2 separate regions of the Mus musculus genome follow, and region 2 is linked to region 1. The links are chromatin loops, found by intact Hi-C in ENCODE. Cell type or tissue: left cerebral cortex. All regions are shown on one strand. Links, peaks and the distances in the headings refer to the core of each region. The heading gives the core; the rest is flanking DNA.

Region 1 (2,907 bases), core at 147-2,646:
GAGCTGGTGGGGTTTGAACTCTGAAAACAGAAAGGTCCTTTGATTCCAGTCTCAGTTTAGAGCCGTTTTTTCATTGAGATGAGAAAGAGCAACATGACTGCTCAACTCCATGGTCTAACTGTGAACCCTGGAGGCTGCCTTGGCCAACAACTGAATCTGCAGTTCAGTATAAGTACAGTATATAAGTAACTCTGAATCTGCAAAATATAAGTAACTTGTGGAAAATAAATTCAAGAGAAGCAGGAAAGACTGGTGTTTGTATGTAAATAGTATATACAATCAAATAATCACTATATATAATCAATATTTTTAAAATAGGGTTATTAAGGATTATAAAACATGAATCTTTTCCAAATCCTTCCCTATTTTGCTGGCAAGCCCTTGGTTAGGAAAAGCTACAATGTTAGCAGTTGTCTTCAAAGTCAGAACACAGAAACCTTACCCACACAGGTTGTTCTCTGGAACCCAGTTCCCTTTGCCTCTAGACCAGTGGGGTCAGAAGCAACCACAGGGACGACCTCTGACCCCTGTCTGGTTTTCCCCCCTGTCCTATTGGGAAAGACAGCGAGTGGGGTCCTTGGGTGTTCTTAGACAGGGGTAGGCTGGGCACAACAGAGAGAGGTATACTTACCATACCCCTGAATGAAAGAGGAAGACTGAGCCCAGGCCTCTAAGACCCACCTGCAGAGGGATCAGAATTCTCCAACCTAAGTTCTCAGTGTGCTCAGTCTATTGTGACCAATTGGTGGCTTCTGTGACTTAAGCCCCATGTCACTGGGGTGGGGGATAAAAGCTTTGTGGTCTCCCAAAGGACCAGCGAACCCTAGGGGACTGTTGCACTTTCGTTGCTGAGAGCTGCTAATTGGTATTTGACTGACGGCTGTTGCTTCTGTAACAGGAAATCAGAGCCACATGATCAGAATACAGCATCAACCTGAAGAGGACTACATTCGGCACTGGACCAGACGCAGGCGTGAACAGATTGGCATGGTGCCTCTTGGGCTTAGTACCCACACGCTAAGACCTATGTGAAGGACCGGAGAAAGATAGGAGGCTGCATGAAGTCCAAAACAGATGATAAAGGAAAAGGCATTGTTCTTTGTGGACATGGGGGACGCATGTGTTAATTTTTGAAGCTGCGATCCTAGGAAAAGCTGGGCTAGAGGAAGAAGAACCTGAGGTGGTGAGAATCAACGCACTGGGATCCAAAGCCCATAATTATGAATTTCATTTTTTTCTTTCGCCTCGAGGCTGCGATGAAGGCTCTTGCTACACAAAAACCTATGTGGCACCCAGGATATTATATAAGCCCTTGGCAGGAGGGGAGATAGTCCGGTTTGTGCGCTTCAGCCGCCGCAGTTGCAGTAGCCACAGCGCAGCAGCGAGAGCCGCTCAGGTTGATTTAGAACGCGGGTGACAGTGGCCTGGCGCGAGCCTACGGCTGACGACAGCGGCTGATCCCACTCGGTTTCCATGGAGACGGGCAGGAGCCGCGGCGGCGGCGCGGCTGTCAGCGAGCGCGGCGGCGGCGCGCGCGCGGGGGTCTGCGGGAGGCAGGAGCAGGCCGGGGCCCTCGCTGCAGACATGGACTCGCATTGTGAGTGCGCCGCGGAGACGCCCGCCGCAGAGCCGCCGTCGGGGAAGATCAATAAGGCTGCGTTCAAGTTATTCAAGAAAAGGAAATCGGGGGGCACCATGCCCAGCATTTTTGGGGTCAAAAACAAAGGGGATGGGAAGAGCTCGGGGCCGACGGGAATGGTGAGAAGCAGGACCCACGACGGACTAGCCGAGGTGTTGGTGCTGGAGGGCAGCAAGAAGGAGGAGCCGCCTGGCGGGAGCGATCACAGCGGGGCCCGGCCGATCCCCGGACCCCCCAAACCCTCCGGGCCTGGCCTGGGCTCCCTGGCCAGCAGCTCGGTGGCCAAGTCCCACAGCTTCTTCTCCCTGCTGAAAAAGAACGGGCGATCGGAGACCGGCAAGGGAGACCATGCCGAGGCGAGCAAGGCTGGCGGCAAACAAAAGAGGGGGCTGAAAGGGATCTTCAGCAGCATGCGCTGGCACCGGAGGGACAAGCGCGGCAAGGAGGAGGAGGAGAAGGCGGTGCGCGCGGCGGGCCCGGGCAACCTGGTTCTGCCCGGTTCGCTCACCGCCAGCCTGGAGTGCGTCAAGGAGGAGCCGCCCCGAGCCGCGCGCCGCCCGGACAGCCCGGGCCAGGACGCCTCGCGACACGCAGCAGGTGAGCCCGCAGGGGGAGAGCAGGCGCCCGCGTCCGCCGAGAGCGCCCCGGAGCGGATCTGCCTCGAGGCCGGGAGCCCCACCGGCTCTGGCGATCAAAGCTCCCGGGGAGAGGACGCCGAGGGGCATCGGCGCGAGGAGAAGCCCGGGGCAGCCCTCGAGTCGGGAGCCGGTGAGGTCCAGGCGGCCGAGGATGCGTCCAAGACAGGTGACGTTCCGATAAAGACCGTCCCCCTTGTCGACTCCGAAGGTGGCAGCGGCCGGGCGTCTGCTGTCCCTGACCCTTCCTCTGTTGATCCACCCTCAGACCCGTCGGCAGATCGTATTTGTTTGATGTTTTCTGACGTGACTTCACTGAAAAGCTTTGACTCTCTTACAGGCTGTGGAGATATTATTGCAGACCCAGAAGAAGAGGCAGGCCCCAGCTGTGACAAGCATGTCCCCGGGCCAGGCAAGCCAGTTCTCTCTAAAAAGAACGCCAGCGTGGTGGCCTACCAAGGAGGAGGGGAGGAGATGGCCAGCCCGGATCAGGTGGACGACACCTATCTCCCGGAATTCTGGGACATGTTGTCCCAGACTGAGGACCAAGGACAAGGAACTCAAGAAGGCGCAGCGAAGGCAGCCACTGCTTCCGACATCAAGTTGGCCCCTGAGACCTCCAGTGATACCCGG
Region 2 (2,907 bases), core at 260-2,759, 78 kb before region 1:
TGTCTGCCCCTTCTTACCGTGTGTGAGCTCCTCTTTTCCAGGTGTTTATAGAACTTGGAATAGGCTTTGTGAGCTGTTCCCGCTGGGTTGTGCTGGGAGCTCTAGAGCTCACTCACTATTCATCTAAAGGTGTTTTGGTTAAAAACTTTCTAAACTTCTTTGTCATAAAGGTTTTGGAGAAACATGTACCACCAGTTTGATCGGACGCTCCATCCTCGGCAGTCTGTGCTGAGCATAATTATGAATATGAATGAGCAAAGCAAGCAGTTAGAGGAAGACATTAAAGACCTCGAGGCTGTGAGTATTCTGAGTTGTCTAATAAAGCATATTTGTTTAATTTACCATGTGACAGTGTCTTCCATTTTGGGTTTTTTGATTACAGATGAAGAGAATTTATTGGGCATTTCCTTTTTGTTTGTTGAGAATAAACTTCCAAATTTTGCTCATTTTTCTCTTGGCCTGTTTGTTTTTTTTTTTTTTTTTAATGTCAAGGTTCCTTAAATACTAGATACTAGATACTAATTCTCTGTTGGGGTTATTGCAAATAGCTTTGGCTTATTCTGATTTCTACATCTTACTGTTGTTATCTTTATGCTTTGCTGTGTGTGTGTGTGTGTGTGTGTGTGTGTGTGTGTGTACATATTATGTGTACATATATACACACACACACTTTTTTAAAAATGCTAGACAGTTCTTTTTTGTTCAGAGAACAGTCCTGTCTGCCTCAGAGATGGATGTTTTTCATTGTCTCTTAGGTAAGAGAGTGGTGACTGCTGGGGAAAACTAGAGGGCACATATTAGTGTTCAAGAAAGGGAGGGCAAGATAGGCAGCAAGGGACAGTTGTCTGGAGTTGATTTGGAGAGCTTGATGCTCTGCTATGGGACACTTTAAATATTACGTTAAAAAAATGTGCTACCTTCCAAAGGCTGATCTGTTCCCTTGGCAACCCGTCGTGAGGGATGCCTGTGAGAAGCTCGTCAGGGTCGGTGGGACCTTTAGCTGAGTTAGGTGTGATTGCTGTGTTACAGTGAATTCAGTCAGGTTGAGCATATCCTCTGTGTCCTTGTCCTGATGAAATGATTACTTGTTAAAGTTTCTAAGGAATATGTGTGTTTCTGGCATGTGCAGACCTAGTGGCCTATACAGTCAAATCTGGTTGAAACAATTGACAAACGTAAACACTTAATGAAGCATTTTCTTTGATAAATTTCAAGCTCTTGAGATTTCCTTTTTTTGAGGGGCTGGGGTTCGAGACAGTGTTTCTCTGTGTAGCCCTGGCTGTCCTGGAACTCACTCAGGCTGACCTTGAACTCAGAAATCCGCCTGCCTCTGTCTCCCAAGTGCTGGGATTAAAGGCGTGTACCACCGCTGCCCGGCTTGCTCTTGGGATTTTTAGTTATTGAGTTCATAATTGTGTATCATACACAAGGGGAACACTTGTAAAAGCATATTTTCTTCACTCCATGTAGATCGATCACCTGTTAGCTGTAGTTACTAATGTTTTTTCAACGTTTTGTTTTGCTTTAGAAAATTAAGCAATGCAAAAATGGCATCCTAACGAAGGAGTTGCTGCATGCTGTCCACCCTGAATCACCTGCCCTGAAAACCTCGCTGTGTCTCAAAGAGCCGAGTCTGCTTCCCGTGAAGGACACACTCCGAGCTATAGAGGGCAGCAGCCCAGCAGATAATCGCTACTGTGACTATGCCGAGGAATTTTCTAAGTCGGAGCCTACCGTGGTCAGCTTGGAGTACGGGGTGGCCAGAATGACTTGTTAGCCTCCTTCCGTGATCCCTGGATGACTGTAGTGTAAGAAATGTATAGTTGTGAGGATGGTCTGTACACATGGGCAGGAGGGGTTGTTGAGTGACTTTGGGGCTTAGCAGTAAGTGAGAAAGTAGGTAGCTGAGAAAAGGATCATAGCAACTCTTGAGAGGAGTGAGTCAGCTAAGTGCCATTTGTAACAAGAACATACTCATTTCTGTAGGAAGTGAGTGCTAGTGTGTGTATGTACTGGAAAGGGGTTACACAGGACTGGTGAGCTGACAGTCTGTTGATTCAGATGTTAATTCCAGCCACGCTCAGTAGCTTTCCTCTAACTCTGAGAAAACAGACCTGACAACCTGAACCCTCAGTGACTGATGTGGCATGTGCTTTCAGTTCTGGAGCTGTGTGACTGTGGATTTTGCAGTCACAAAAATCCAAATATATAGTCAAAAATATAGTGACGTTTTAACATTAAAGTGCCATGAAAAGTACTTATGGGACAGCCTTAAAGTAGACTCTCAGTTTATTCTGTGGGTTTTATAGCCGAGGACAGGATGTTTGATCTCTCCTTTAATCAGCCTTATTTCATATGAAGAACTAACTGCACTCTGATTACTTGGGGGCCGCACACTGCAGTGCTCCACCATGGAAAGTTGTAGACATACTCTGCTAGTTTGTAATTAGCCAGCTCCACCCGTATTTAAAATCAGTGTTACCGAAGGCTTTGTTCTCGTTGTCATTTGTTCCAAGCTGCAGCTGACAGTTCATTATTCACAGCTTAGAGGACTCATTTCTTAGGCTAGTATAAGCACATTTGGCATTTACTTTCGGCTTACTGCAGTCTATTAATTCTTACTCTGTGGTTGGCTTTAATCCTTTGATAACTGTACATTTAAAGTGGCAAAGCTCTAAAGCGTTCTGAGTACTAAATACATTTTTAACTTGACTGTAGCTGCCTATAAACTTTCAGGTAAAGGAAAAAGGGAAGTGCGGGTAGTGGAGATTTTGCTTGGTTACGAATTCTAAAGCAATCATTTTTGTGTGGAGCATATTTCCTTACTCTTAATATAGGAGGGGCAGAGAAGGGAGCACTGGGGGAGCCAGCTAATGTCCAACAGAAGCAGCTTTGACGCAGGAAAAG

Evidence for each region. A loop is a pair of places that touch in the nucleus more often than their neighbours do. Peaks named below come from ENCODE experiments on the same cell type or tissue, not always from the same donor. Only the 100,000 strongest peaks of a DNase experiment are listed, where the experiment ranks them.
Region 2: it touches region 1 in a loop (3-fold over the local background); 9 of 42 quality-filtered maps call a loop at or near these places.

What each region holds. Positions count from the first base shown.
Region 1 is chr14:60,376,774-60,379,680 of GRCm38, forward strand. It overlaps Amer2 (APC membrane recruitment 2), which reads left to right and starts at 919. Exons shown (of 1, transcript NM_028113.4): 1 at 919-2,907. The coding sequence starts at 1,474. In left cerebral cortex, for the core only: CTCF peaks have their summits at 1,338 and 1,542; DNase peaks (open chromatin) are centred at 999, 1,458 and 2,043; H3K4me3 peaks cover 1,865 bases; H3K27ac peaks cover 2,072 bases.
Region 2 is chr14:60,298,745-60,301,651 of GRCm38, forward strand. Mtmr6 (myotubularin related protein 6) reads left to right here. Exons shown (of 14, transcript NM_144843.4): 13 at 171-297; 14 at 1,529-2,907. The coding sequence ends at 1,777. Among named protein-coding and RNA genes, the nearest start is that of Mtmr6, 35 kb to the left of the region's middle. In left cerebral cortex, for the core only: a CTCF peak has its summit at 1,661; DNase peaks (open chromatin) are centred at 1,721 and 1,934.